2 separate regions of the Mus musculus genome follow, and region 2 is linked to region 1. Evidence: chromatin loops called from intact Hi-C (ENCODE). Cell type or tissue: gastrocnemius. All regions are shown on one strand. Links, peaks and the distances in the headings refer to the core of each region. The heading gives the core; the rest is flanking DNA.

Region 1 (16,031 bases), core at 3,549-11,548:
TAGACTGTATTCAATGGTAACTACACCACAGTAGAGGCACCTTACATTTCCCCAACTGTAGCTGGACTTTGGCTACTCTGTGGGTTCTTTTCTTCCACCCCTTTCCATCCTTTCAACCCCTAACACTAGATAGGAGAGGGGGAAAGGTATAGAAAGGAAAGGGGCGGTATTAACATTGGACTACTTCCTGTTGATTAGGGACATCAAGTTCCTTGGGGCAAGTTTGATCTCCACTGTCAGGATATCTGATTTCTTCTTCTTGTTTCTTTGCACATGACTGCTTAACACACCACAACCAACCACCAACCCACACTGGGAGTTCCCAGAATTCCAAACGTCACATAATGTCAGAAACTGAGCAGCTGGCAAAATCACGTCCCTGCTAGAGCATGAGGCAAATCATAGTCAGCTGCTAAATGGACGGTCTGGGGCAGCCCCATACCCCACACCTGGGATTAAAATGGAAATGTATTCTTATTCCTATGTTTTTAAAAGAAACCAAAATCCCCAAATTGCTCCTACATACACCCAACAATGCACATCACTGTTTTGACACCCAAGCTCGGGGATCTGTACCCCCCAGGGGGTCAGGTGTGTGACGTGTGCCCTGATTCCTGACACTTATTTCTGATCCGGCACCTGCCAGGGGCCAGAATCATACTCCTGAGTGTCTGCCACCACCACTATCTCTTGCATGCGCCCGACTCGCCAGCAAGAATGACACTGCAACAGGATCCTTCTGCACACGTTTACTGGGAGAGCTTGATTGCAGAGGCGAAGAGACCCCAAGCCCAGAACTGGTGCTGCTTATATAGGCCTAGGAGAGGCATGTCTCACACACGGATTGGTTATGCATGGGTTATGCTTACCACCTCATTTGCATGTCTCACATCTGATTGGTTAACATGTCTCTCATCTGATTGGTTAACTTGTCTCTCATCTGATTGGTTAACTTGTCTCTCATCTGATTGGTTAACTCTCAAAACCTCATCTTGGCAAAAAACTTTACTGCCTATGTATGTGTGATGGCCAGCGGTAGCCAGCGCCACCCTGCAATGGCACATGTGGCTTCCCACAACTATCAAGTCAGCTGAACGTGTCTCCTGTGCTATAAGTGAATGAATGAATGAATGAATGAATGAATGAATGAAGAGTGTGCCCTTCCATGGAGTGCATGGGAATGTGCTATCAATCATCCTTAGATAAACTGCAATCTCATTCCCAGCCTGTGCTCTGCATAAAACTTGTTTCCTCCAAGATGGTGCGTGTGACAGCAAGGGCAAGCCTCTGGTGTCTGTGGACCGAGGGGTTTTGCGGTTTACTTAAGTCCGATGGTTGATGAAGTCTGTAGCCCTAACCCCAGGTGAGTCTGGAGGGGTGAGGTAGGGAGTCAGCAAGGATCTAGAAGTGCAGGCCTCAGCCTTTCCCAAATGGCTTCTAGAAAAATCCATGCCATAGAAATAAAGCCACTGGCTTCGTCCTATGCAGCAGAAAGATGCTAAAGATGACAAATGGACCCTTTGCCCTCCAGAATGGACACGCTCGGGAACTAGGCAAGAGCTGCTAGCCCGCTTGAGACCACACAGTGAGTTGTGGAAGCCAGACAGGGTTTATTAGCGTCTGCAGGAGCATGACACAATGTACCACAAAACAGCTTTGATTTTACAACACATAAGTATGGGAGGGGTCTTGCCAGTGTACAATGTATTCAGCAACGAGGGGAAACATAAATTTCACATTTTTTTTCAAAAGGGTGGTGGATGACACCTGCACTTGGCCTTAAAATAAAATAGAATTAATCCACGGGAATCCAGCAGAAACCAGCTTGATTTACAGTTAGTATCGGACTTAATCTAATGTCATCATTATAAGAAACTGTAAGAAGACTATTAGAAAAATAGAACCTCAAACAAGCAAAAAAATATATATACAATTTACATAATGAAAAACCACACATAACTCTTTTTAATAATGGCTCCATGTTCAGTAGAAATAATAATAAAAAAATTGTCCTGGAGAAACCACAACACAAGTATTCAGGTTTGCAAATAAACCAGCCCTCGTTAGTATCCTGGCCCCTCTGTGATCCTTAAACCCATCGAAGCTTCAAGGCACAAACAAAGCAGTAAATATCTTAAATACAAAGATATATTATAACTTCTCAAATTGGAAAATAAGTTCCAAACTCAAAAAGCTTGTCAGAGCACGAAAGGTGACACTTATCAATAAACTAGCGTGCATGATGTAGCTTCCTAAACCTTGCTTCCTGACACTGCTGGACGTGCCAGCGCCCTGAGAACATCTTTGGACATGGACTTTCGTCTCTCCTGGGCTTTTGAGCCAGCCATTCAGCACGTGTAACAGGATGGTCCAGGAAGGCTCCTTGGTCATCACCGTGTCTCAAGACCTTTGGCTACACCATATTCCCCGGCTCAGTGGAGCAGTGGACACAGAAAGACCAGGCGAGCGTAACGGAGGTGAAAACCAGCTGGTAGATTTTTTTTTTAATTTTTATTTATTTATTTTTGCCCTAAAATTTTCATCCTAACCACATTGGAGTGTAGCACGTTTCACTTGCACCACTGTGACAATCAAAGTATTTCGCAAACCAAAACAAGCCTAAAGAAACGGACCACTCGCTCTCCCCCCAGGAACCTTATGTACAATCCTCTCATGATGAAGGCAAACAGACGCGGTTTGAATTATATAACATGACATACATTCAGCGCTGACTCTGAGTTCTCTAACAGTTCCATGGGCCATGTATTCTCTGTCTGGCCACTCCCTTCGCTAGCCCAACCATACCTGGACTCAAACATCCCTGTTTGCATCACCCACCAACACCCCAAGGGGTGGGCACCCTGGCACTTAGATTCCCCACTTAAGATTCCTTAATGCTTGGGAGCCAACAAAACAGTAAGCTTTTATTAGGATGAAATAACTATCTGTGGGGACATAAGATGCTCAAGTCAGAAAGGATGGGCCCTGGCGGAAGCCAGCCATGTTTCCATTGCAGGGAGGTACACAGATCAGCAGTGGCCATGGCTTTGCCAGTAGACATGAGTGAGCCCGTGGGGCGTGTCCACGCTTATCCTAGGAACCCGGTCTCTCACACTGCTGTTGCCAAGCTTCTACCCAGTGCTGGGCAAGTTCCTTGCTAGAGGAGACTATGAACACTCCGAAATTCAGAATGTCTGTGTGGGGTTAGGGCCAAGGTACAAACACGGCCACTGGTAATCCCAGCCCTATGCATGAGAGCATCAGGCAGTAGACAGGTGGAGCAGGGTACATATTCCCTTAGCTGTGCACACACCGGCTGTACCAGATGTGCTCAGGAGTTGGGGCTGGGGGTGGGGTATGTCCAACCCTTGGCTGCTAGGGGCAGGTGGAGAAACCTGCAGACACTTCTGACCATCAAGCCTCAGGCAGGTGCTTGGTATGTGGTTCCCAAGTCAAGTCACCAGCAGAGGGGATATCAGATGACAGGCAGAATTTGCATACTGTAAAACCAAACTGTGAACAACTGAAAACAGAATAAAGCCAGCAATCTTCCAGAAACTGCCCGGGTCAGACTCTCATTTTTTCTTTGTTTGCAAAATAAATCCACAAAGGCCTGGCTGTAGGAGATGGGCAGGGATGGGGGATGGGCCTAGGTGTGCACCCACCCTTCCACAAATATACACGGGGGTGTGGGGTGGGAGGGTTAATGTCTCTATAGACACCACCTACCACTACCACCATGACCAGGGCCACCTTCTGAAAGGTGGAGACATCTTGTGCCCCACTCCTGGGTATTGGCTTCTTCATGAACTTAGACCCAGAGACAGGAAGAGCACAGGCTCCTGGAAAAATGGGTCTTTTCAATGTGAATATACTAGCTGCAGGTAAACAAGGCATGGGAATGTGTCTTTAGAATGTCTAAGTTCCAGCTAGGTAGGAAATGCTGGCCATGCTTTGAAACCCAATGGGACTCTTCTTTGGGCAGGAGGCTAGGAGACGGGATACCACCTGCTGTTGGTCTGGAGGGATGTGTGTGTGTGTGTGTGTGTGTGTGTGTGTGTGTGTGTGTGTGTGTGTGTGTGTTGTTTGGGTTTGGGGCTTGTGTTTTCCTTTCAGAAGGAACTGGGGGCATAATAAAAAGCACATTAGAGGCTCGCTCCAGGCATAACTATATACATCATTGTTCCTGTGTACCCCCAAAAGTGTCCACTCTTAGTAAGAGCTCAGTGGCCAATCAACTAACTAGGCACACCGCCTTCAAGCATCTTTTCCTGACTAGGAAGTGGGTTCAGGATGCCCCCCCCCCCGACCCCACCCCACCCCGCCAGGGCCTGTGTTTGCTCCTGTGTCGCACAGGGAAACATATAGAACAGATGTATATATAGACCGTTGCTTGCGGTCCTCAGGAGGGATGGTGACAGATCAAACCCCTAGATACACACCTTTCCCCTTGGTGGGATACAAGCTGCTGGCTGAAACGTCAACTGTAAACACATGGTTAGGCTGCCTTAGACAGGGAGGTTTTACCCAGAAAGCAAGAGACAGTTCAGCAGGAGGAGCGGAGGCTCACGCCTATGCTCTTAGCACTCGGGAGCCTGAGGCAGAGGCCACACTGGGCAACGATAATCCTATTCCAGGCCAGCTAGAGTGTGAAACCTTGTCTCAAAAAAGAAGCCAAAGACACTAAACTTTAAAAGATTCTTCCAACACCTCACTGGGCCCTCTCTCTCTCTCTCTCTCTCTCTCTCTCTCTCTCTCTCTCTCAAGTAACAAGGAAAAAAAAAACCCAGACAGATACTTAACAGACCCTAAGAAGACAATAGGTAATCAAGACCCGAATAAAATAAGTTAATATTTATCAAAATATTTTACAGCACCAATCTACATAACTTTAAATACCTTTAGAAACTCAACATGTAGGGTCTTATAATACTCCCTTTGCAGTGTTTTCAGGCAGCCTAGGAGACAAAGTGCCTGGACGGTGGTCAGGGCCTGGCTCTTGGATGCTCAGCTGTCCTCCACTGGCTGACCCAGCAATTAGGTGGTTTCTCTAATCTCCCTAATTTTCCATACGTAGTGCTGGGGGTGGAAGCTGAGGCCCTGTGTAGGCTGGGGAAGTGTGCTACCACTAGGCTACACGCCTGTCCAGCCCCACTAACTCTTCCATTCTCAAGAATCTTCCAAAGCAGAGGAAAGACAGGGCCATCAGTCTACCTACTCAGCCTGTTTCCACCAGACTTGGGTCAAAAGCCAGACAGAAAAGAAAGCTTGGCTTTATAAACAGCATTAACATTAGACTAAGACACTAGGCTTCGCCACCCCAATATGGTGGAAGGGGGATGTGGGGTGGGGGAAGGGCACCCTGCTGGTTCTGAGAATCCACCAGCACTCTCAAGCAGTTTCTATCTACAAAGAGTAAATGAAGAGGTGTCAGCCCTCAGGCCACACCCCGAGAGATATGGAGCGTGGGGTGGGGGAGGGGAAATGAAGGGGAATAAGGTCCAGGCCAGGGTGGAAATCTCACCAGCAGCAGGCAAAGGCACCACAGCTACAAGAGGAATAGCAATAGGACCCCAAGCCATCTCCTGCGCAGGCCACACATCTTGAACCGCAAGCTGATATGGCAGTCGGTAATGATTTGGCTATCTTCCAAGGTAACATTAAGCCCCAAGTTAATCCAGTGGAGTGATTCACAGCAAGCAGCAGGGGGAGGACTCCGCAGTACTCCTTAGATGTAAAAGGCCACACAGATCACGTCAGTGGCCAGAAAGGCGTCACCACCCCACATTGAGTGCCACCTGTCTGAAGAACTTTAGAAGACCCGAGAGAATGAAATAACCCTACGGATACAGCCTTGTGTTCCAGTGACTCAGGACAGTGGGGACAAGGCGCCAAGAGCAGCAAAAGCCAACCCAGGCCTGCTAGGAATGAGACCAGAGAATGTCACCCTAGTCCACGCGGGCTGAGCTGGCCGTCTCATCTCGACACTACTGGTCACTCCAGGGATCTCCCGTCTTCTGTGCTCGAGATGAGCGGCTCACACCTGAACGGCTCACACCGTGCTGTGTTCTGCACAGATGCTTCTGTGCAGACCCGGGACCCCATCCTACCACCCCAGCCAGAAAGCAGTAAGATGTGGGCCTGTTCCTCCTCTTTAGGTATTCTGTAGTTGATGGGCTGTCGGGCAGCACTGTTGGGGCACATGCTTCCTCGCTGGGATAGTCTTGCATCTTGTGGTCAGGAGACTGTCCTGGGCTGACAGGGAGAGGCTCACTAGCCATCTGGAGTGTGCACATGGGCGATGCCAGGGTGGTCCCAGGGAGGGAGGGAGGCCTGCTTCCCAAGTGAGAGGAGAAGGGGGCCTCCCTTCTGCTGGGGCCGCAGCAGCGAAGCGCCCGGCCGGCCGGCAAGGAGAAGGGCTGCTTTCTTTGTTCAGAGGGAGATGAGTAAACCAAGGGACTGTCCAGAAATGACCAGGATCTCACGAGCTGGCAGCAAACCAGCTTTGGTGACATTGGGGGTGTGAGCTGATCCTGAGGCATGAGTGGAGAGATTGTGAGGGTCCCAGGCTTCTACGGGCACCCGTCAACCGCTGTCACCCTGGTGGGTGGGGCTGCACGTCATTTGCACTGGTCCAAGTTGCTGTCAGGAGTCTTTGCCTGGCCAGCAGCCAGGGACGCTTCCTCACTGTGCCAGATCCCATAACCGAAATAGATGGTGAAACCTACGGGGGAAAAGGGGACAGAAGGGTGAAGAGTGCAGGCAGGGCTGCCAGACCCGCAGGGGGGGCCCAGGTAGACTTCGACACCCGGAGAGGCGACACACGGCCCCGGATGGGATTAGCCAAAGTCACTGTCCTGCTTGCACTGTGTATATCCTGGGCGGTGCACAGGGGCTTCCCTGAGCAGCAGGCTGGGTGGAAGGTCACAGAAGACGTTGAGCTGTTTTCCACCACTAGGTGGCATCAGAGTACCAGAGAGACACTGTTCCTTCCCAGGTTGGGACTTCCAGCCTAGACTGGCTTAGTAGCTCTGATTTTTTTTTTTTTTCCTAAGTAACCCATTAGACTGAAGGAGACAGTCAACAAGGGCCGTACACAGTATTGACCCAGCATCCAGGGCTCTCCACATCTGCAGTGATGCTTTAAAGGACTGACCCACAAGGGACTGTGAACACATGGCTCAGGGTCACCTGTGCAACCCACACAGGAATACAGTCCCGAGGGCTCACCGGCCCAAGGCAGGGGGAGTTTAGGAGAAGACCCCATACCTCCACCACCAAGAAATGGGTCACAGTGAGCTGTGGGCACCTCTCTAGACTTTGAAGCCGAATGAAGACAGGTCCCTGGAATGTACAAAGAAATAAGGCAAGGTGCTTCTCACGAGGTTCCAGGGTCTCAGGGCCCAGGGTCTCCTAGGCCATCAGACAGAATGAGAAGGCCTGAAACCAGCTTCTACAGCCCCCAGGCCAGATGCCTGGGGTGGAGATTGGGAACAGAGTGGCACACTCTTGGTAGGGAGAGACACAACATCAGCCCTAGTGAGGGATGGCCAGCATCCAGGCAGACAACTCCGGACTAAACTGTACACAATCCCCAGGTTGCTCAAGCCCCGATTGTCTCGAGAGCTGCCGTTCCATCAAGAGCTTCCCAGCAGCTCCCACACGCTCGTGGTCCTACTGGCAGAGGTACTCGGAAGAGCCCAGAGCCAGGTACTGGGCAAGTAGGTGCAACTTAGCCTTCCTATCCAGAGTAACTGGTGCTTTCTTAATAACTATCTCTCTCACCTCATGCTTTTTTAACTTCAAGATATGCCTGGAGAGAGAACTCTCTTGGGCAGCCGGCTATGAAAGGTATCTAAAGGGGAAGGAGATTCCACAACGTGTCAGGAGTTTTAGAGTAAGCCACTGACAACTCCTGTTTCTCCATGTTGTCTGAGGTGAAAGGAGGCGGGTTCTGCTACATTAACTAGCCAGTCAGGAAGCAGGAGGGGAAAACGCTCGGCCTTACAGAGAGAAGCTGGGTATCGAATGCGGGTTCACCCAGCAAAGCACACACCATCCCATACATACCTATCAGCATCCACACTGCAAACCGGACCCACGTGCCCTGGTCCAGCTGCATCATGAGATAGATGTTCACGAAGATGCTCAAGACAGGAAGTACGGGGACAAAGGGTACCTGCAGAGACATGAGGCGCCATCAGATCTGATGGGAGGTGGCAAACTCAACAGCCCACTCCAAAAAGAATTGCCCAAACATTCCTCATAAAGAGACTAGAAGAGGGATATCCATTTTATCCCCAAGGTTAAACTATGTTGATATTGTTATTATTATTATTATTTGTTATTATTATTATTATTATATTAAATTATTAAAACTGCAGATACCTTGGGTCACCTCCAAGGCCAAACAATGTCAGGCAATTCATCAGGATATTTAACAAGAGGCCCTTAGAGACAGGGTATGCCCTACTAACTGAGGACTGGGGAGACATAGGGGCTCCTGCTTAACAAGACATTTTGTGCTCTGAGGGTCCCTGAGGTGAGCTGGCCAGACTGGCCTCCCGAAGCTCCCAAGTCTGGCCGAGCCACAAAGGTTCAGCTTTCTTACAGAAAAAAACCACGCTCTCGACCTATTGGTATTTTTCCTGCAGGCCTGCCAAGCTGCTCACCTTAAATGAGAGCTTGGTCTTGCTCTCAGGCTGTCTCCAGATGATGCCTGTCACCAGCATGCAGAGGAGGACTGACCCTGTCATTACAAAGACTGCCCACAGTGTCCCTTCGGCCAGGGCCTCTCTTCCAAGCACGGCCACAATGCACACGGTGATGATAAGAGCGGCTGTGAGAGAGGAAAAGAATTAGAATTGGGGAATTATATATATATATATATATATATATACACACACACATATACATACACACACATACACATATATATACATATATACACACACATATATACATATATATACACATACATACATATATACACACACATTATATGTATATATACATACATATATACATAATACAATATGTATATGTATTTGAAGATATATATTTGAAGATATATATACACATATATATACATATATACATAATGTGTGTATATATATATATATATATATATATATATATATATATATATATATATATATATATATATATATTCAAATCCTCCAAAAGGAGACTGCTTCTGTGGAAAGAGAGGCCCATTGGACATGCAAACTTTATATGCCCCAGTACAGGGGAATGCCAGGGCCAAAAAGGGGGAGTGGGTGGGTAGGGGAGTGGGGGTGGGTGGGTATGGGGGACTTTTGGTATAGCATTGGAAATGTAAATGAGCTAAATACCTAATTAAAAAAAAAAGGAGACTGCTTCTGTGTCATAAATTCCATAGGAATGAAAAGCTGGTGTCATAGCTGGGTATCAAACCAGACCCTCATCTTTCCCAGCATCCCACATCCCTACCCAACTCTCATGCCTGTGGAGCAGAAGCCACACAGCACCACAGACGTAGACTCCAAACCCCTTCCCAGGAAAACGGGAGCTCTTACCTAGGAGGCCGGCTGAAATGTTCACAATTAGCCCTGAGAATTTGGAGGGCTCCACGTTCTTGGGTGAGAGGATGGATTTCAGAGAAAACTTCTCGGCTACCGGTAAAAAGCCTGTCTGTGATTCACTGGCACTGACCAGCTCATTCTGATCTACTCGATCTAGCTCCTCGGTGGTTCTGGCCATCTGGTATACCAGATTAGGTTGTTCTGGCTGGTACCTGTAAAGACATGCCCACTGCATGAGTGCTGATAGCGGCTTTTGTTAAGAAAGGACACGCACATCAGTCTGAGTTCTCACTGTGCATTCAAAGGTTAAGGTGCCTGGGACACAGGTCATAAACCAGTAGAACGGTGCAGACTCTAGCAATACAAGAACAAAGGACAGATCAATGGAGGACTGGTAAGCTCTGTCTACATGCCGTAACTGGATAAAGCTATTCTAAAACGCTAAGTTCCATGGAGTGCGTACCGACAGAGCCTGTGAAGAATGGACCCTGTGGAATGGTTGAGCCCCACGTTAGGGTTGAGCCTCTAATGACCCAGGCTACCTGCAGATGAAGCATGTGATTACATGAGGGCAGGTCCTTGCCTTCCCAACCAGACCGTCCATCCTCAACAGCTTTGAAAAGCAGAGTCCCTTTTGAATTGTTTTGAGGACAATCAAGTCCAAGCGCAAGAAGCGTGTGTATCAAGGGTATCAAGCTAGTTAACTGTTCTTCCTACAGACTCACGAAGGCATTGTATTTTAGCCAATTAAGAAAGTAGGTGGGGGCTGAAGAGATGGCTCAGCGGTTGAGAGCACTGACTGCTCTTCCAGAGGTCCTGAGTTCAAATCCCAGCAACCACATGGTGGCTCACAACCATCTTCTGTAATCGGATCCAATGCCCTCTTCTGGTGTGTCTGAACACAGCTACAGTGCACTTGCATACATAAAATAAATTTAAAAAAAAAAGAAAGAAAGTAGGTGGGTCTCAAAGAACATGTTAGGGTTGAGCCTCTAGAATTGAAGAGGTCTATGAACTAGTTTAGGCTGAATTTGCAGTTGCTAGCAGGGATCAGCCCAGGCTTTATGGAAATGGCTTTTTGCTTTCTAACAAACGCCTGAAGGAGGAAAGGAAGCGATGGTTGTGCCACAAACAGTCACTGTGAATGCATGTTCTCATGACAAATGCCACCTCAGGACATCCCTAGAGCAGAAGCCTGTTCTTCCATGTCCAAGCAAAGATGGGGTACAGGCATAGGCTTTGGGAAGGCTCTGTGTGGGTGAGGCGCTAGAGCACCCAGCTTCAGTGGCCCTGAAGCCACTTTAATGCTGTTGTCGTTAAAATAAAAACAATGAGAATCCAGTGTCCCTGAGAGCTACAGACACTCAGAAGCTACAGTATACATAGGCCCGAGGTTCTTCTAATGCAGTCCTGGGAATCATCTACCCCAACAGTCGGGCCGACTGAAGTCACTGCCCTATGCCTTCTAAGTTTCCGATCCCAGATTCAGACCAATGCTGGTGCTGGGGACACTTAGCCAGAAAGATAGGGGACACGATAGGGACCCTGGTGGATGGGGTGGGGGCTGGGTGTACCACCGACCACATCCCACCTACCCGACATTCTCCAATTCAGCTAGTATGGCCTGAAAACTATGAACTCACAACCCCCCTCGTCAGCACTGTTAAAACAGCCACAAGCGTCTGTTTACCATTTGTCATTGACCTCAGGGATGCCATACGTACCGTAAGACCAAAACACAGGCAGCCACCAAAGAGTAAGCCAGGAGAGTGCCAATGGACATGAGGTCCACCAGGTCCTTCAGTTCAAAGAGGAAGGCCATCACAGCTGGGGAGAAGACAGACATGGGGCTGTGAGTGGCCCTCTGGCGGTCCTATGGTCAGGACTGCCACCTACCTGTAATCTGGGTACTTCCAGCCCCACCCTCACTCAGCCTATCCATGAGAGGCATTGCTCAATTGAAGTCAGGCTCAAGGTTGGAAGAGAGTTCTCAAGAAATAACATGAAAAATTTCATAGAATGCCGTGTGTGTGTGTGTGTGTGTGTGTGTGTGTGTGTGTGTGTGTGTGTGTGTGTGTGTATAATGATCTTCTAGGCTAACACTACAGATGAATACTGTTTTAAGTTAGCAAGTTCAGTTAGCAAGTTCAGTTAAGGTTATACAGCTAGTAGTGAATGGAAGAGCCAGGATCAGGTTCTTGTAACTCCGACCCCACTGTGACTTCTGCCACATGTTAGTGGTGCTCAGACAGTCACATCCACACATCCATCTTTTCACCCATTTCATCTTCCTCTGTCTATATCTATCCATATTCATCCATCTGTGCTCCATCTGTCCATCTCCTCGCACACCTTCGTCTCTACATCATCCTTCATCTGATCGTCCACCCTCCCATCCCTCCTCCACCCACCATTCATCCCTCTTCCACTCACCCATCCCTCCTCCACCCATCCAACCTTCCTCCATCTTCCCATTCCTCTTCCACCCACCCATCTCTCCTCCATCCACCTTCACTCATCCAGACAGGCATCACTAATTGAGAGTATGCCAGTCACTAAGTTCTAGGTACTCAGCCCTGAAGCAGGCAGGCCAGTGTCTGGACTCCTAGACTATGATCTAATGACACATCTATCTAGAGATAACAGTGATGGGGAGACTGGCTGCTCTGGGAAGACACAGGGGCTCCTACTGTAGACAGATAAGTAGGGAAAGGTCGTTCCTCACATATGAAAAGTTCAAAGTTATTTCTAAATGATGACATCTCCATTACCAAGCCAACCCTCCCATCCTGCCACCCAGTAGAACACACGTGCTTAGGAGGTCCGGGTCAGCGGTAGAGATAGACAATGCAGTAGACATAGCGGTAGCGGTAGACATATGTAATGTCTAGGTTTCGATCCCCAGTAGTACGATAAACATGTGTTTGTTTAAAAATTCCCTGTGCTGTCTATTTATGTCCGTGTAATACCAATTTTGCCACTTAAAACAATAATTTGGCAAGATCTACTCTGGGATATTTTCAAATCACATGCAAATCAATACAAATTAAAGCATGATCACGAGACTGTCCACAAACATCTCTGCAGCCCCATCAGATTGATGCAAGACAAACAGATTTAAATTGATGATGAATAATACGGTTAGAGAGCAGCGAAGGCCTTCCAGATAATTGGAACACCTACCAACCCCACATGCCACGCTTGCCTCTATCCCTGCTCACAGAGAAACCCAGACAAACTTCTTCCACGGAGGTGATCTTAGAATACCAACTCTTAATCCTACCAAAGCGGGGAAACAAACCAAACACTTGGTTTGGCAAGAGGCATGTGCTTGATAGACACCTGAAAGATGATTGGACCTCCTTTGTGAGCAAGGGCAGGAAACTAAGTCAAATTATGTGGAAACACTGAACAAATTCTTCAGTGGCCTAATTCTACTCATCATATTGTAACCTCACTGCTATAATCACTAATTACAGGCAGCAATATTGAAACATGTTTTCTTTTCCTTAATATAATAGTCACAAAGCCAAAACACTAATAAAGCAAAAATACTAACACAACTAGTAAATGGCCCATTTTCTTACTAGTGGCCATTCAAGAAATCACCGAGATACAAGTTGTATGGTACCTGGCTCACACAAGACCCCTGGCGCCAGTCGGATGCTGCAAGGAACTGACTCTGGCAGGAACACTAACGGATGAAGAGTGGCTCAGCCTCCCTAGATGTGACCCTTGGGACTCTCCAGGCCCCTCCTTCTCCAGCTGGACAGTGGGCTGTGTGCACCTCAGTTTCCTTCGGGTCTCCAGTACTATATTATATGGTCCTTTAACATTTTTTTAAAGATTTATTTCTTGTGTGTATGAGTACTCTGTAGCTATTTTCAGACAGATCAGAAGAAGACATCAGATCGCATTACAAATGATTGTGAGTCACCATGTGGTTGCTGGGAATTGAACTCGACCTTCGGAAGAGCAGTCAGTGCTCTTAAACACTGAGCCATCTCTCCAGCCCCCTATATGGTCCTTGAGTTTACCAAATTCTTCTAGCACAGCTGTCTTCTTGGGGATGAACATGATAGCATAAAAATAACCTCCTCTGCTCTGGGTCTACCACTGTTTGAGCGCAAACAAGAACACCTGTAATATGCCCCTAGAAAGAGATGGTACATGGGTTTTTGTTTTGTTTTGTTTTCAACTGATTGGGAGACGTTCATTTTTCTGGGGAATCTATGAGGTAAGACTCACGGATACTGGACTTGCAGATGATTACCTGAAAGTCCCCTTGGCTTGGATTATGCAAGAGGTCAGCCTACCAAATTCTACACCAGGAAACCTTCAACGGACAGGGAAGATGGGTGGCTCTGAAGGGATAGGAGTGCGTACATATGTGTGTATGTGTGTGTATGTGTGTGCATGCGTGCATGCCCTGCCCACGGAGATGACTATAAGAGGTTTTTTGTTGTTGTTGGTTTTTTTGTTTATTTGTTTGTTTTGGTTTTTTTTGTTTTTGTTTTTTTTTTGAGACAGGGTTTCTCTGTGTAGCCCTGGCTGTCTTAGAACTCACTCTGTAGACCAGGCCTCGAACTCAGAAATCCACCTGCCTCTGCCTCCCAAATGCTAGGATTACAGGCATGTGCCACCATTGCCCGGCTGACAATAAGAGTTAAACTCTAAGAATAATTGCATCTTACCCTCTGGTTTGTCTTTTATCAAAGTATAGGTATCTAGAACTGGAGAGATGGCTCAGCAATTAAGAGCACTGGCTGCTCTTTCAGGGGACTTGAGCTTGGTTACCAACAGACAAGTGTTGCTGGCTCACAACCATCTATAAATCTAGTTTTGGGAAACCTGGCTCCTCTTCTGGCCTCCATAGGTACCAGGTACACACTTGGTGCACACACACACACACACACATGCAGGGCCACATCCATACACATAAAATAAAAATCTTTTTTAAAAAATAAATTAACGCAGTTATCTTTTGGTGAGCCCAGTCCTGAATGTGAACAGCGGCAGTCTGATAAAGTTCTAATAGACGAGCTGCAGCTTTTCACAGTTCACAGCCGAGGAAGATTCGAGATCCGCTCCCCTCCATGTGCTGATTTAGTAACAGCCCGGGAAACGAGTTGTAACGGTAAGTGCATACTCACCAGCAATGGCGCCTGAGGTCACAGTGGCGATTACGGGTGTTTTGGTCCTATTGTTGATTTTGGCCAAAAATTTAAACAGTAGTCCATCTTCAGCCATGGCATAGATAACTCGGGGCATGGGAAACATGGAGCCTAGGAGACTGGGTGAGAGGAAAGCAAAACAGGCAAAAACCAGGTCATTGGCAGATAAGGCCTCAGCGGACCCATGCAGGGCTGCCTCCAAGGAGGGGCGTCTGCTCTCACCAAGATCAACTCCCCTCCGGTAACTGCCTGGCACCCGGGGCTACAAGCCCTGGCATTTCACAAAGTTAACATCGCAGGGCTAACAGGGCTAAGACCAATGGTAAGAACAGGGGCCCCTGACAGAGAAGAGATGCGATCCAGGAGCAACCTCCATAAAGGGAGATTTCACATTTGTGTCTGCAAATATTCCTAGCTGAGGCTGATCGTTAGCAAATGGTTCCTGTTTACACAAGCTGGTGGGGAAGCACAGGGTATGTGAGTGTGTGTGAGTGTGTGTGAGAGAGAGAGAGTGTGTGAGTGTGTGAGTGTGTGTGTGTGTGTGGTGGGGTATATGTCTCATTAAAAGGCACCCGCTCCTTTATGCAAAGGAGCTACTACCTTACAGCCAAACTAAAGACCAAAATACAGTGGTCAAAGAGGGGGCCTGGCTCAGAGGCCAAAGTCAGGAGCAGAAAACCATTTCCTTGCCAAGTATCATGCATAGACATCAGCTCTAGTTCTTCACAACATCGTGGTGGTTTTTCCCCTTACCTACTTTCACATTCTGTAGTTTGTAACCTGTGTCAACTACAGTATGGAAATATTAGATAGAAAATTCCAGAAATAAGCAACTGATCATTCTATTTTTTAAAATGGTCAGTATGTGGGCTGGAGAGATGGCTCAGCGGTTAAGAGCACTGGCTGCTCTTCCAGAGGTCCTGAGTTCAATTCCGAGCAACCATATGGTGGCTCACAACCGTCTACACAGAGATCTGATGCCCTCTTCTGGCATGCAGACAGAGTGCTCATAAACATAAAATAAATAAATAAATAAATAAATCTTTAAAATGTCAGTACATAGTAGTGCCTCCATTGTACCCTTAGCTATTGGTGTCAATCTTACTGTGCCAAATGTTATACATTACACATTTGTGTGTGTGTGTCTGTGTGTGTGTGTGTGTGTGTGTGTGTGTGTAAAAGGAAATACTGTGTATATGGGGTTTGGAATAATCTTTTGCTTCAGGCATCCAGTGTATCCATGCTCCCCATGGATAAAAGGGAGCACGTTTTATAACACAACACAGCTGTATAA
Region 2 (16,031 bases), core at 3,020-11,019, 120 kb after region 1:
TCCTGCTCCTGGGTTTGTGCTGGGACACGCAGCCATGACCCCAGGGGCTCTTCTCCTTCCAGGTGCTAGTCCTTGGCCTCTCCCAGGTTTGCAGAGCACATTCCTCGAGTTTGTTCCCATTGCCCTTTGGCAGACAACTCGGGAAGGAAGGCTCTGGAGCCAAGAAGCAAATTTCCCTTGCTAAGCGCTGGTAGAACTCTCAGTACCTACAGTGCTGCTGGCCACCTCTCTTAAATACTCTTTCCAGCCTCCGCTAGGCAAGCACTGCCCACGATCTAACAAGCATGGCACCCCTGAAATCTCTCCCGCCTCTGTCTCCCACCTCGGCATCCCGTGAACTGCTGTGTGCACCATTAACACTTTATACCCTTGGTTTTCTGTGTCAGCTAGGTGGCATGGTGTTATTGGGAGTGGGGGTGGGGGGAGCGCAAGAAAATGGCCAGGTCCCAGGTCAGTGTGGGAGGTGAAAGGGACAAGTGTCATTAATGGCTTTCCTTTTTGCAGACTGAATAGGGATGGGAGCAGATGCGTTGTGTGCCAGGTTATCCTGCAGAAGTCATTGGGAAGTCACTTGCAAGAGCCAGTTAGTCTTCTCGACCACAGCCTTAAAGCCGGCCAATGTTCCATGGACCTTACTGGAAATTTTTGTTGCAAGGAAAGTGAGTTCCTGTTCACAGGACACAGTGTGATAGCTGGACATTGAAGTACTATGTGGGAAATCCTTCCACGGCCCAGAATGATTGTCTAGAGACAATGGCAGGGAGCATGGTAATAAATTTCTTCTGCTCAGTTCCTATTGTCTAGAAACCCAACCTTGCATTTTGCATAAATTAGATCATGGGGAGAAAGTCTTCACTGGGCAGTAAAAGGCCTTTGGGATGATATATAGGGTAAAAAGTGGAAACATTGATCCCATAGAGGTGAATAGTTCACAGTCCTGGTTATGGTTCATTAGTGCTGAGTATTGTGGGGTCAGATCATGGGTGTGAAAAGCCAGTATTTTCTTTATTTTATGTGTATTGGTGTTCTGCAAGCATACATGTTGGTGTGCCATGTGTGTGTGCAGTACCTGTGGAGGCCAGAAGAGGGCATCAGATCACCTGGAGTTGTGATCTGCCATGTAGGTCGTCGGGAATCTAACCCAGGTCCTTTGGAAAAGCAGCCAGTGTTCCCAATGGCTGAGCCATCTCTCTAGCTTCTACAACATCATCTTAAAGAGTTTCCTTGACAATGAACACCTGCAGAGCATACACTGTGAGCCCAACTCAGAATGTTACAGTTCACCCAGATACTTGTTCAGTCCCTGTATCTATTTTTGTTTGTTTGTTTACCGTGCTTGAGAGCAAACCCAGCCACTGATGGATGCTAGGGGAGTCTTTCAAAGGAAGTCGGAGGAGGTTAGCAATTTAGCCACTGCCCTGGTTACTTCTCCTCTTCTGCAGAGAAACACCATGACCAAGACAACTTGAAAAAGAAAGCATTTAATTTAGGGGACAGTGTAGCAGAGTCTATGGTCAGCAAGGCAGGAAGCAGGGCAGCAGGCAGGAGTGATGGAGCATCAGCTTGAGAGCTTACATCTGATCCACAGGTAGGAGACAGACCAAAACGGCTCACAGGGAATGGCTTGGGCTTTTGAAACCTCAAAACCCACCCCAGTGACTCAGCTCCTCCAGCAAGGCCACGCCTCCTAATCCTTCTCAAACAGTTCCACCAACTGGGAACCAAGCATTCAAATATATGAACCATGGGAGCCATTCTCATTCCAACTACCACACCCACCATTAATTATGTGCATGCCCAGAGGGAGATCTAGGGTTCAGACCTCATCAGACTCTAGCATCTCTGGTCTAAACCCTTGGATAACTTCCCTTTTCTTCCTCACTCCCAAGTTCCCAGGTGCTCCAAAGCTGGCTACTGCTTTTTTTGAGCTTTTCCCAGCCTGGCAGTTAGCTGTTCTAGGCTGAGGCCTGCCTAAGCAAGAGCGCAATCTGTTTTGAGTGAAATGAGAGTGGAGCAGGCCTTTAATCTCAGCACTCAGTAGACCCGAAATGAAACAAAAACAGAGAATGAAAGCCAAGCAGAGGGCAGATGCAGGATGAGCTGCTCCAGGCTGATCTGCCACGGGTTCCCCTTAGGGGAAAAAGATGAGAAAGTTGTACGTTGGGCAAAATGTGTGTAGCCCAGCCTGCTTTTGACTCATGCCTGTGTGTGCCCAACTTCTCTGGGATATTCTTTCTAGGTTGATAAGAGATAACAACTTCAGAAGGGGGATTTCCCAAACTTTTTGTTTGTTTTTGTTTTTAGCTTTTTGTTTCTGTTGGTTTAGTTTGGTTTGGCTTGGCTTGTTTTTTTGGGTTTTTTTTTGTTTTGTTTTGTTTTTTTGTTTTTGTTTTGTTTTGTTTTGGTTTTGGTTTTTTTGACAGGTTTTGTGTTTTTTTTTCTATGTAGCCCTGACTGTCCTGGAACTCAAATTGTTGACCACTCTGGCCTCAAACCACACTTGTTCTTAAGTCATCTCTGCCGGCAGGGTGATGCTCAGCTCAAGGCTGTAAGTACTTAGCTGGCAGGCAAGACCTGGTGCAGCCAGCCGGACTGGGAGTCATCAACTGAACAAAGTGATCAGCTTTTCTTCACAGAAGAGCAAGCTGTGACAGCGAGGGACATGTGTGGCAAGTGGCCCGTGGTTATACTGTCCCCGGGGAAGCTTGTCCTGTCCCCAGAGGCTGGCCTAAGCATGACAGTCCTTTAGAAATCTGAAGTGGATCAGTGTCATAGGTTGAATCATGACCTCTAAAGGACATGCCTTAACTCCCTGAACCTCACAATATGGCCTCATGTAGTAAACACGCCTTCCCAAGTGTCACTGAGCATCTGGAGATAAAAATCACTGTAGCCTTAGGACAGGCCCTCCTTCGGTGGTGAGTTTCCTTACCAGGGAAAAGGGGAGGCTTTATTACAGGCCCCAGACCGTAACACAGCTGACGCCATGATGGGAGTTTCATTCAAAGCACAGAATTCAGTGTTCATGCAGCAACACCTGCCAAATGAGAGCAAAGACCGAATCCATCAACATCCACAGTTCTGTGAAAGTCCCTGAAGGTACTAGCCTTGCTTTTTGGCTTCCGCAGTTCTGATCCTGACTAACTGTTCTTGTTAACTGAAGTGTGTCAGCCCAGGGTGTGGGTTTTGTGCTTAAAAGCTCATCCTGAGAAAGGCTCAGGGCTACACTGTTTTGAGACCCAGTGTAGTCACTGGCTGGCTAAATAATGACTTCTATTGGCTTAAAACTGTTTGCAGGTAGTCTTCTACGATGGATACCCCAAAACATTTCAAGAGTGGCACCCTGAAGGCAGTCATGGAAAGGCGGAGTCAAAGCATTGAACAGCGTCAAGGACATCTAGAGACACCAGAAGCTGGAAGAGGCAAACGGGCTGATTCTCTCTGGAACCTTCCAAGAGGAAGTAGCCCTGATGACTTCTGACTTGTGGCCTCCAGAGGCGTAGGAAAAACTTACTTCTGTTGTTTGAAGCTACCAGTGTGTTATCATTCATTACAGTGGCCCCAGGGGTAGCAGAGGGGGCCGTTGTTCTGTCTGCTACACCTGTTTCCAACCTAGAACTGGCCATTATGAACTTAGGGTCAGACAGGTGCAGGGGTCTCTGGACATGAATAATGGGCCAGAGAGGCTCTCTTTGCAAGCAGCGATGTAGAGATATTCAGAAAGTCTTAAGGTGGGAGAAGGAGTCCTGCTCGCCCTGGGGATGTGCTGGGCAAAGTCTGTGCCCCCACTCCTTGCCAGTTGGTTTGCACAAGCCCCCTCTTATCGCTGCATCTTGGGCTCATAGGGTACCATCCTCTAAACAGGACATGACCTCAGGACTCCACACACCACATTATTCCCTCAGGCCACTTTACCTTCTTGAGTCCCCTTGGGTTTAGATGATTCTGGTCTCTTTAGTCACCTGCTTACCAACCATTCTTCACAATGCCCACACGTGACCAATCCCAGCTTTATGCTTAGATCTCTCTAGTTTTCCTCCAAGAAGAATGTTCAAGTTTTCAATGGTCAGTGTGTTGGTATCAAGAGCCAGCTTGGCAGATCTGCTCCAAATTCAGGGATGTCGCACATAGGTGGCATCTGTTGCCAGGGCAACCACATACCTTCCCAGAATCCACTTCCCACATTTACCTGCAAACAGGTTACTTACATCACAGCCTAAAGAAAAGACAGACCCTTCCTCTCTTTCCCCTCTTGGTCTCCAATAAACCTCTGCCATGTAGAGCTGCTTTGTTCTGGTGTGGTCTGTCTGGACACGAGCCACCATTCTACCATATCCAGCAGAATAGGCATCCCACGGTTGGGACGCCACACCCGCTAGCAGGACGCTTGACAGGGCACCTGTGGTGGTGTAACTGGCCCGGCAACCATAAAAATTCTAAAGAGTCACTTATGTGTCTCGATCTGTCAGATTGTTGACACAATGGACCCCTGAAAAATGGGAATTTCCCCAGAGATCTCATACTGGGAGAATATAAGGCACTAGCCAGAGGGTAGCTTATCTCTGGGGAGAGATTTTGAAGGGTCCTAGGAGTTGGCACAGAACACACCCAGACACCAAACCCTCAGCACAAAGAAGATTTATTTATGCCAGAAGGATCAGGCAGACAGCAATGGCCAACTGACACATGACCATTTTAAAGGCTCTATCTCAGGGAAAGGAAAAAGGTCTTATCTCTCCCCCGAGAGGGCTGGGGTGATGAGGTAGCCAACTTGACATCATGTAGCCTGTACCGTTTTTTATGAAGCAGTGTGGTGGGTTGGCCTAATGCTGCTTGTACTCTAATGCTAATATTGAGTCCCAAGGCTGGTTGCCTCAGAGAGGAGAATCCACACGTAAGACGCTAAGGACCCTGCCCCCGGGTTATTTCTGATTGGTAAATAAAGATGTGGACAGCTAATAGGTGGGCAGAAGACAAATAGGCAGAATTTAGGTTTCCCAGGCTTGGTGTCAGAGGAGAACCAGGAGGGGGCAAGAGTGCAGGAGAAAGAGGGAGAAGCTACAGTGGATTATGAGTAAAGAAATTGTGGCCCTGGGGGCCGGCCAATGGGAGTTAAGAACAGCCCAGATGGAACATAGTGAGTAATGACTATCAATAGGAAAGTAGATTCTAGCAGCATAGAGGGTAGGGTATCTGCCTAGCTTTTGTGCTGTGTAAGGCTTATGGTAGATACAAAGGTTATGTGTGCCTTTCATCCTGGATCTTGTTTTCTCCCCTCCCTTGGCTCAGAGATCCCACCATACTGTCTATGGGTGATGGTAGATGGTGGTCGTGGGTGCCGCAGTAGAGAGAGAAGCTCACCAGGGTGCTAAGCCTTCTTGGAAAAGACTAGCTCACTCCAGTTACTTTTATTCACTAATCACACAAAATTAATTCGGACTGGGAAAGGTTGCAAGTACCAAAGTCATCTTCCCCTTGATGTCCGAGAGTGCAGACCACCCGCGCAAAGCTCAGTCCCTTCCGACCATGGCGAGCCAGAATCAGAAGGAAGAACTCCAGGTTTGCCAGGAGTGTCTTAGGACCAAGGTTGGTGCAGCTACAAGCTCTTGTGTAGCACCAAGTGCCGATTCTCCAGGAAGAAAACATTTCCTCGAGGTTCAAACAGACTCAGAACAATTTCTCAGCCTCTCCTGATTAACCCCCAACATAGCAAAAGCTTTGCTGGAACATTTCACTCATAGCCAGACACAAAGGCTATGCATGACTACAGCAGGTGACCACCACGGCAAATAAGAAACTTTTCTGAGCTTTCTCTTCATTAATTCACAGGCTCCCTTCCTTAATCCTTCCCATGGAACTCATCACACTAGCAACTCAATCCCTCACCGACCAAATGACTCATTTTCTTTCTTTCCTTCTCTCTTTCTTTTCTTCTCTTTCTTTCCTTCTTTCTTTCTCTCTCTCTCTTTCTTTGTTTTGTTTGTTTGCTTTGTTTTTTTTTTTTCGAATCAGGGTTTCCCTGGCTGTTTTGAAACTCACTCTGTAAACCAGGCTGTAGACCTCAAACTCAGAAATCCACCTGCCTCTGCCTCCCAAGTGTTGGGATTAAAGGCGTGCGCCACTACTGCCTGGCTAGTTTTCTTGATTTGTCCGTAAGCAGCCTTCTAGATGCCAAGATGGCTGCACACGGAGGACGTGCCTGAGGGTGGATTTGTGCTTCCCTCTTGGACTCAGGGCAAGAGCTTCTTTGGGGGCTTTGAAGAAGAACCCCCCACCCCCACCCCGTTCCGCCCTCCATTCCCATCGATTCCTGCCTGCCATTCTCTTTGGGAAGACTTTCTGATCACAGCAGAGAGAGACACAAATTCAAGAACTAATGAAAGGAACAGACACACAGCTGGAAAAGAATCAGATAAAATGGTTCAACGGCAGGTGTGTCTGGCGCCACTCCATTCCTCCTATTGCTTCTAAACCCAACGGTCTGGTCTGAGACTCCTAGGGTATCAGGGTAAGCTCACTCACGCCTGCAGGCAGTGCAGCCCAGTGGTCAGGAGAGCACTCTTATTTCCTTACCTACCCTGGTGTTTGTGGACTCTGTTTAGGGAGTGGGTAGAGCGTTGATTTGCCAGAAATACTGTTCGGTGCAAGGCTTATCCTTGAGAGCGCTCAGCTCTGTCCATTTGGGCAGCAGCCCCATTATAGACTCTGCTGGAGAGTTTACAGGGATTTATGTCTAACTCTGGCTTCTGAGACACGCCAGGCAAAGGCTGGAGATGGAGCTTAAGGTCTAGCTCACAGTGGGCTTTCCCAGAATCATTCCTTTTCTTGAATATCATCTCTGTGTACAAAAACTCAGTCCGTCTGGTTTTCTTTTCTTGATGCTAAGGGGACGGCTAAGCAAGGAAAATGCCTGACTCTTCCCTGCCACCTGCATGTGGATGTTGGGATTCTGCGCTGGCCGCAGCTCCAGGTTGAATTGCGCGGATCTCTGCCTTTGTTACAAGCAGACCAGAAATCTGAGTTTGTCTCAGGAAAGGTCCTGCGCTGGGCGCTCGCCTTGCTTCTCTAGGTATATAGCGCCCTCTGTTGGCTACCCAGGCTAAATGCCCCAGGTGTATGTGTAACCTTTCACCCACTCACCCAATTGCCCATTGCTAAGTGCCAGGCTCTGTCTGGAAGTTCAAGATATAAAAACGCACAAAGTGAAATGCTTTTTTTTTTTTAAATATATTTCACTGTTGAGTATTTTTTAAAGATGTGTTTTAGCCGGGCGGTGGTGGCGCACGCCTTTAATCCCAGCACTTGGGAGGCAGAAGCAGGCGGATTTCTGAGTTCGAGGCCAGCCTGGTCTACAAAGTGAGTTCCGAGACAGCCAGGGCTACACAGAGAAACCCTGTCTCGAAAAAACAACAACAACCAAAAGATTTGTTTTATTTTTAATTATCTGTGTTTGTGTGTGTCTATGTGTGGTTATGCGCATATGAACACAGATCCCCTGGAATTGGAGTCACACATAGTTGTGAGCCACCTGGTGTGGCTGCTGGAAACTGAGTTCTGGTCAACTCCTTTTCTTTAAAAGGTGATACCAGTGCTGGTTGGTGTCTGGATTGGAATGAGTTTCATTTTAAGAAATTTCTGAAGAATAAGGACGTGGGGTCTGAGTGTCAAGTAGTCCCTTTTGGGGTCATATTTTGCTTTCCAGTGGCTGGACTCTAATGCAGTGCTACACAAAGGGTTTAGCTCCTCGGGCATGGGGGGTGAGAGCAAAAACCCCAAGCTCGCTACCTTTCTCTTCCCTTGTCCTACTGATCTTTTCTTCCCCTCCCAAACTGCAAACCCACCTTTGATTCCTAGCAATGACCATAGAGAAACATTGCTTTTTCTTGCCCCAACCAAGTTCATAAAAACCGGGTTGTGTTCGAGGCGCCCTCTGGAGGCCAACATGTGTCACTACAACCCCTTCACCAAGCCAATTCGTAAGAGTATGAGAAGCAGTGCTCACCGTTAGAAAGATGGAGAGCAAACTTTTTAGTTTTTTTTCTTTGCAGGATTTCTGTGTCCTAATTATCTTTTAAAGATTTAAAGATTTATTTATTTTGTTTATATTAGTACACCATAAGAGAGCTTTGGCTCCCATTACAGATGGCTGTGAGCTGGTTGTGGTTGTGTGAGATGGATGTGGTTGCTGGGATTTGAACTCAGAACCTCTGGAAGAGTAGTCAGTGCTCTTAACCTCTGAGCCACCTCTCCAGCCCGTCCTAATTATTTTTAAACTTCTGTTTTAACAGAACAATTTTGTTGAACCCTAATTTACTCACCTAAAGTGCACAATGTAGGTATTGGCATAGGCATACTACCATTGTAAGACCATTGCCCTCTTCCCTAAATAAATCCTACCCCCCCCCAAAAAAAAGAAATTCTACCGATTAATGGGAATTCCCTATCTCTGACCTCTTATAACCATTAATATGTTTTTTCCTATGGACTTGCCTTTTCTAGACATTTTGTATAACAGGTGGCCTTTTGGTCTGGCTTCTTTTACAAAACAAGCTTTTGTTTCTATCTTGTTTACACCTTAATTTGAATTACCATATAATTTATCACCCAAAGTGCAACATTTCCAGAAAGATGCTATTCATAATTGTTATACCACGGCCTAGGGCTACCCATGCCCAGCCAGGGAGGACATCCCCACATTCAAAGAGAAGAACGGAGTCACCCACGATTCTCCCCAGTCCCCCAACTGCCCACCACCCCTCCCTAAGTCACAATTACCAAACCTTGCTCAGCACCCTCTGGTCTCTCGGAGCACTGCAGTCAATTTACTTCCACGGTTGCTAATGCTGTTTACAGCTGAAGTATGCTTATGATTTATGGGAAGAAACAAGACTAATTTCCCCCAAAGAAATGAGAACCGGCAGTTTTGTTTTTCGTTTTGGGGAACCGTGAAATTTGACGGCGGCGGCAGAGGTGGAGGGGGGGGCAGACTAGGAAAGAAAGCAGATGCAGAAAGCAACACTGATATGATAAATGGGGAAGGGATGTTAGAAACGATGGGCCATCAGGAAGTTACTCTAGGAGGCTTAATTGGGTGGGCCATGCATGGCGCCTCTGAAAAGGGCAATGTAATTACTTGTTGTTACGCTGTTACGTGCACCTGGCTCACTGGCATCTCTCGCTGTGATGGTCTCTGCTGTACAGAAGATCCTCCCTGTTTGTAAGCAAATGCAAATTTTATTATTCTTTAATTATAAGTATGTATTGAGCCGACACAGAAGTTGCACAGACGTTGACCTGTCGCTTGCTTGGTGACAGCGGGTCCATCTGCTGCTGACAAGATAGCTAAAGTACTTTGCAGCAGACACTCTGACTACCCATTCTTCCTTGCTTCGAGAGGGTTTGGTCAAACAGCAAAATTTGTCAACAGAGTTGGCACTGGGGGTGGGTGGGTGTCACATGTGTAATATATTCTATCACAAGAAAGGTGTCCTTGTCCTCTGTCACACTGCAAAGCAGATACAGGCTGCCATGGAATGCAGCTATGTAAAGGGAAAAAATTGTACGTTGTAATCAAAATATCACACACACACACACACACACACACACACTCACACACTCACGCGCGCGCACCCTAGGCTCTTAGCAAACTAAATTCTTTAAGGAATTGAATAATTAGACCAAGATTTTGTGTTCTGAATTCACTAATGAGGCCATTTGGACCACCTGCCGTAGCGATCGCCCTCTACAGAGCCTGACTTCGCAGGGTTCCAGGAGCAGACCTAGGACCGCAAACCTCCAAGCCAAGGAGTCCAGTTCTGGTCCCCACATGCAAACGCGCCCTCCTGGTGTCCCTAGCAGCCTTTGTTTGTGTGTGTTTTGTGTCTGGGCTCATCCATCTGGCTCCCCTTCTGCCACCTTTCCCTTCTGTTTACACCCACCATTCTCAATTTGTCTTCCAGCTCTTTCTGCACCAATTACGCTATAGACAGATTTAGTCTATTTCTGAGCCAGCTGCTCAAATACGCCCTTTTCTGCATTGAAAAATACTCAGAGCAGGCCCCCGGCCACCCACGAGGATTCCCAGACTCCGAGTCTGGAAGAAATTCATAGAAACTTTTCTGATTCTGGTGCTATCCCCCAAATTCATTCATTGGGAACAAAGAAAAAAAAGGGGGATATTGATTTTCCAAGAGTATAAAGATATGGATGCCAGCTAGAGGCCCCAGGGGTTGTGCAGGCAAAAGATTAGAGGACTAGACCCACTTGGAGCAGGTCTTTCCTGATACTGTACTCTGCAAGAGTTTGGCCACGCCTTCTGAGAACAAGGAGCCACTGACCCGCACCTTGCAGGAAGAGCTGGGCCCCGCCCTCAAGGTCACGAGCTGTTGGCGCTTATTCAGGGTGCTGTTTGTGCAAATGCCTTTGTGTTTTCAAGCATGCTTAAGACAGGACCATCTTTGCCATCATCTTCCAGGTCTAGAAAAAGGGGTCCTTTGAAATGAGTGTGGTGTTCCAAGGAGGGGAAGCCCCTCCATCACTGTCCCAAGACGGGTCTAGAAGAGTTCTGACAGGGTAGGGGCCTCATGCTCCAGGATGGCTTGTTCATAGGAGAGCTGCATATTCCTTTCAAAGCCATCCATGCACACAAAGATGCCCTACTCCCCACAGAGGAGCAAGCCTCAAAATCTACGGTGCAGCCGGGCAGTAGTGGCGCATGCACGCCTTTAATCCCAGCACTTTGAAGGCAGAGGCAGGCAGATTTCTGAGTTCGAGGCCAGCCTGGTCTACAAAGTGAGTTCCAGGACAGCCAGGGCTACACAGAAAAACCCTGTCTCGAAAACAAACAAACAAACAAACAAACAACAACAACAAAAATCCACCGTGAAAATTAATTCTATCAGGTTCTAGGCATCTGTGCCCTGCTGAATTCCATGCAAGGAATGACCCCCTGCAGCTGCTACCCACTCTGGAGCAGAGCATGGTCTCCCTTTGTCCTCTGACAGTCCCTGCTCCCCAGATGGTTGCTCTTCAGGCTTCCAGTGGAGCACATGCAGAATGTCCCACCTGTCTCCAGGTATGGGAAACCAAGTCTCAGGCACCACAGCAGAAGGGGAGCCATTATGCCTGGGGCCAGATGGAATATCTACAAGCTACTTATACATAAAAGTATCTATTATGTGCCCGAGGTAATTGTTGTCTTCTATGGTTCCTGCCTCCTTTTGCTAACCTAGGCCTAGTCCTGGAAGCGTCTAGCCTCTGTACAATCGTATCTAGGCCTGGAAGGTTTCAGCCTCTGAGACCTGCTGCTAAATAAGCTCTTTCTTGTTGTTTCTGAGCTCTGGCTGGCTGGTTCAACTAAGCTATTCTGGCTCAAACTCCTCTCCCAGCTGACGTATTCAATCTGGCTTTTCTCTCGGTCTCTGAATTGCTCTGCTTGGCCTTGAACTAACTTTAGCAATCTGTTCTAATCTTTGGGCTCCTTCTCATTCTCTTGCTCCTTCTGTCTTTATCTGTGTTTAGCTTGTTCTCTTCAATCTGTCTCTGTAAAACTCTCCCAGTAACACTGCCTCCTCCCCCCTCTCAGTGCTGCTCCACTCTCCTTCTCAACTCTACTGACTTCCTGCTCTGTACTCTCTTACTCCTGTCCTGTCTGTCTCTCCTTTAAGTAGCTTCCCTTTCCAACTCTTCTCCTGAGAGTTGGGCATATCCTATTCTGTCAGATCTTTCTCTGATTCATCACTTTGTCTGCCACTCAGGCATCTCTTTCAAACATGGGTGCTTCCTTCTACAAACTAATTTTAGCTTCAGTGTTTGAGATTAAAGGTGTGTGCTAAGAGTTGAGCCACACCCTAAGTAGAAGCAGGTTCAAATATCCTGTCACACCTATGGGCAGCACAAAGACCTCTGGTCAAGCCCGAAGGCAGGAAGGATCTGGTCCAGTACTGACCCAGGTCACTCCAGGAGTTGTTGGTGCAAGGATCTCTGAAGGAGAAATATGCAGAATCGCTGACTGTAGGATAAACCCAAGGATCAAGCCTCCTAACTCCAACTAGCTCCTATGCACCCTGATCAACATTTCAAGAAATATATTACACACTTTACACATACAGCTGCATGTGTATGCTTGTACACAGGCACCACACACACACACACACACACACACACACACACCTGGTATTGTTCTGAGCCATGAGGTGCTTCCTGCATCGGGGAGCAGCATCTATGAAGACTCCACATAAGACAGATCTCTGTGTATCAGCTTCTCAAAGTGAGATCCATGTATGTGTGATGTCAATGGCTCTGTGAAGTGTTAGAAATGCAGGCTCCACCCACACCTCTGAAAGCACCCTGCCCTCTAACAAGATGCTCTTATGATTTATGCACATTTAAATATCAAGACTATTCTAGAGGTTCTGTTCTGCTCCTAACAAACTCCATGAGCTAGGATTCCCTAAGCTTCAAGAGTTCAGAGAACTTGCTTATATCTGCATAAGAGAAAGCAGAAGCAATGGGATTTGATCCTAGAACAGAGGGCCATTTCTTTAATCAGAGCCCTTTCTTGTTAGGTATATGTGCCTCAGTATGAACCTTTTACTATAAAGACCAAGTGAAGGGGTTGATTTGGTTTGTTTTAACACACACACACACACACACACACACACACACACACACACACAGAGGGAGAGAGAGAGAGAGATTTTTAAAGTGGATTGAAGAGGTAATTTGGAGACTAAGGGCACTGACTATTCTTCCAGAGGCCTGTACCAATATTTCCTTTCCTACTTACAGTCCCTACTCCTGTTCCTGCCTAAGCAACTGAAGCCCCCAGTGGAGCTCTACCCTGAAGATATAAATACATTTAAATTGATCTCATATGCCTCCTATTGTATTGAGCATGGTGACCTGGAGCTGGCAGCAAAGTTTGTCAATCAGCTCAAAGGGGAGTCCAGAAGAGTGGCACAGGACTGGCTGAAGCAGGCCCAAATGACCCTAAGCAGATAGTGGAGATCCTGACTGCATACACCAGAGCCGTAGGAATAGGAACCACTCAAGTGCAGCAAGAGTAAGGCCTAGGAAGAGTTGTGTAATGTCATATCTCATATCAAAGAAAATCAGCATTGGTATCTGCAGGCTTTGCAACAAGGGTCCCAGAATTGTCCAGAAGTGAGCAGGTTCCAAGTCCTGTGTGAGATGTTAACACCTGTTACATTTACCGTCCTTACACTGCTATCATGCCAATGAACTCCAGGAGGCTTTATTTGCAACTTGTGTAATACTTCCTGTTTTTTAGGTTTTACTGATCAGGCTTGTGAGCCACTCAAAATAATGTTTGTGATCCCTACTATTGATTCGGCCCTAGGGTAACTCACAACCTCCTGTAACTCGAGTTTGAAGAGATCCGTTGCCCTCTTCTGGCCTTCATGGATGCTGTATTCATGTGGCACACAGACATTGTGATGGTTTGTATATGCTTGGCCCAGAGAGTGGCATTATTAGGAGGTGTGGCTTTATTGGAGTAGGTGTGGCACTGTGGGTGTAGGCTTTAAGACCCTCATCCTAGCTGCCTGGGAGTCAGTAAACTCTAAGACGGAAGCTGGTACCAGGAGTGGGGTATTGCTGTGAAAGGCCTGATCATGCTTTTGTTTGGAATAATGTGTATTTTGGGACTTTGGCTTTGAAAAGAAGTGAAATTTTTAAGTGGGGGCTTAATGAACTATCCTAGCAGGAATATGAAAGACTCTGTTACTGTGAGTGATTTGAACTATGCAGACCTGGCCCAAAAGGTTTCAGAAAAGAATTTCAGTATGTGGTGTAGAGACTATTTTTGTGGTATTTTGGTGGAGAATGTGGCTGTTTTCTGTCCTTGTCTGAAGAGTCTACCTGAGGCTAAGGTAAAGAGAGTTATATTAATTGCATTGACACAGGAAATCTCAAAAAAGTCCATCATAGACTTTGTTCTTTGGTTAAGTCTCATGAAGAGCATTTGAACAAGAGTAGCAAGCTTAAAAAGGAAATATATAAAATTTATGATTCAAGTATTAAAGGGACACCAAGAAGTGAAATGGAACTGAATACTGTGTTCTAGGAGATAACAGATTAAGAGACTTTGGGCTAAGATCCTACCAAGCTAAATTTAGGCCCAGGTACGGTAGTACACACCTTGAATCCCAGGAGATAAAGCTATGCAGATCTCTGTTCAAGGTCAATCTACAGAGCAAGATCCAGGGAAGCCAAGCTTAGGCAGTGAAGGAGTTAGAAAACAGAAAGCTAATGATAATGTAATAGAACAAGGGGGCCATGTTCCAGCTCCTGCAAGGAGGAGAACTCATCATCTTTGGCCATGTGCCTCTTGCTTAAGAGTCAATAAAAGAAGGGAGTTCTGGGACAATTGATGCTGGTTAGCTGGAGCTAAGAAATTAGTGGTGATTAAGAAGAGACCAGCATTGCTGAGGTGAAATCTTCTGGGAAGTGTTTTCTGAGGGCACAAAGAAGCTGTCTTCCAGAGATACCCAAGATTGTACCTCATGCTACAGCCATACTTGGTAATGTGTAAGAGTTACCCAGGTGGAACTTGTTTTGAAGGCATGAAGGTGTCATGAAGAGCAGCTGAGGCTTGGCACTGTGAGAGACCATGGAAGGCTAATGGTAAAGGTTCAGCCTCAATTGTAGTTGATGGCCCAGAACTGAAGGGGTCATGCAAAGAAGTTGAGGCTTAGCACCAACTAAAGAGAGCCTATGAGAGGCTATTGGTAAAGCCTAGTTGTAGAAGAAGACCCCAGCATATTGGAGATGCCAGTACCATGGGAAGATCACCAAGAACGGCAGCCGTAGTGGAGTGGATGAAAACCGAGCTTAGAGTGCTACAGAGGACAGAACTGGAGAAGTGATGCCAGCCCTATGGAGGAGCCCAGAAGTTCATGTGTGGATCCCAGATATTGAAACAAGAAGCTGTAACACTGAAGTTGTATTGGAGACCCAAAGATGTTAAAGATGCCAGAGCTGTGGGATACCTGCCAAGGAAGTTGCTAACAGGGAATGGAACCAGCCCAGTAGAAAGAAGTTTGTTGCAGTCAACAAAGATGAAAAAGGAGCTGGAGATATGAAGATCACCTTGAAATCAGACATGGAGATGCAGAGTTTGGAGTTTGCCCAGCTGGTTTCCTGTCTTGCCTTGGGGATTACAGTTAAGTGATTGGATGAATCTCAGAAGAGACTTTGAACTTTGGACTTTTAACATTGTTAAGACTGCTATAGACTATGGAGACTTTGGAAGTTGGACTAAATGTACTTTTTAATTATGCTATGGCTACATATGGTCCTCATAGACTCATGTGTTTGAACAAGCCAATGGGGATCAGGGAGTGGAATGTGATGGTTTGTATATGATTGGCCCAGGGAGTGGCACTATTTGGAGGTGTGGCCTTGTTGGAGTAGATGTGTCACTTTTGGCATGGGCTTTAAGACCCTACTCTGGCTACCTGGAGGCCAGTATTCTGCTAGCAGCCTTAAGATGAAGATGTAGAACTCTCAGCTCTGCCTGCACCATGCCTGCCTGGATGCTACCATGTTCCTGCCTTGATGATAATGGACTGAACCTCTGAACCTGTAAGTCAGCCCCAATTAAATGTTGTCCTTTATAAGACTTGACTTGGTCATGGTATCTGTTCACAGCAGTAAAACCCTAAGACACATATCACCAAAGGAAGTCAGGACTGGAACTCAAGCAGGTCAAGAAGCAGGAGCTGATGCAGAGGCCATGGAGGGATGTTACTTACTGGCTTGCTTCCCCTGGCTTGCTCAGCTTGCTTTCTTATAGAACCCAAGACTACCAGCCCAAGAATAGCAACACCCACAAGGGGCCCTCCCCGCTTGATCACTAATTGAGAAAATGCCCCACAGCTGGATCTAATGGAGGCATTTCCTCAACTGAAGTTCCTTTCTCTGTGATAACTCCAGCTTGTGTCAAGTTGACACACAAAACCAGCCAGTACACATATATACAGGCAAAACACCCATATACATAAAATTAA

Evidence for each region. A loop is a pair of places that touch in the nucleus more often than their neighbours do. Peaks named below come from ENCODE experiments on the same cell type or tissue, not always from the same donor. Only the 100,000 strongest peaks of a DNase experiment are listed, where the experiment ranks them.
Region 2: it touches region 1 in a loop (6-fold over the local background); 40 of 42 quality-filtered maps call a loop at or near these places.

The regions. Positions count from the first base shown.
Region 1 is chr5:148,325,820-148,341,850 of GRCm38, forward strand. It overlaps Slc7a1 (solute carrier family 7 (cationic amino acid transporter, y+ system), member 1), which reads right to left. Exons shown (of 13, transcript NM_007513.4): 8 at 14,717-14,856; 9 at 11,288-11,390; 10 at 9,558-9,775; 11 at 8,673-8,839; 12 at 8,071-8,179; 13 at 1,591-6,724. The coding sequence ends at 6,621. Among named protein-coding and RNA genes, the nearest start is that of Slc7a1, 66 kb to the right of the region's middle. In gastrocnemius, for the core only: a CTCF peak has its summit at 6,945 (motif pointing right); DNase peaks (open chromatin) are centred at 5,487, 5,814, 6,679 and 6,928.
Region 2 is chr5:148,444,081-148,460,111 of GRCm38, forward strand. No RefSeq gene overlaps it. Among named protein-coding and RNA genes, the nearest start is that of Slc7a1, 52 kb to the left of the region's middle. In gastrocnemius, for the core only: CTCF peaks have their summits at 7,086 (motif pointing left) and 7,934 (motif pointing left); DNase peaks (open chromatin) are centred at 6,598, 7,048, 7,913, 8,799 and 6 more places.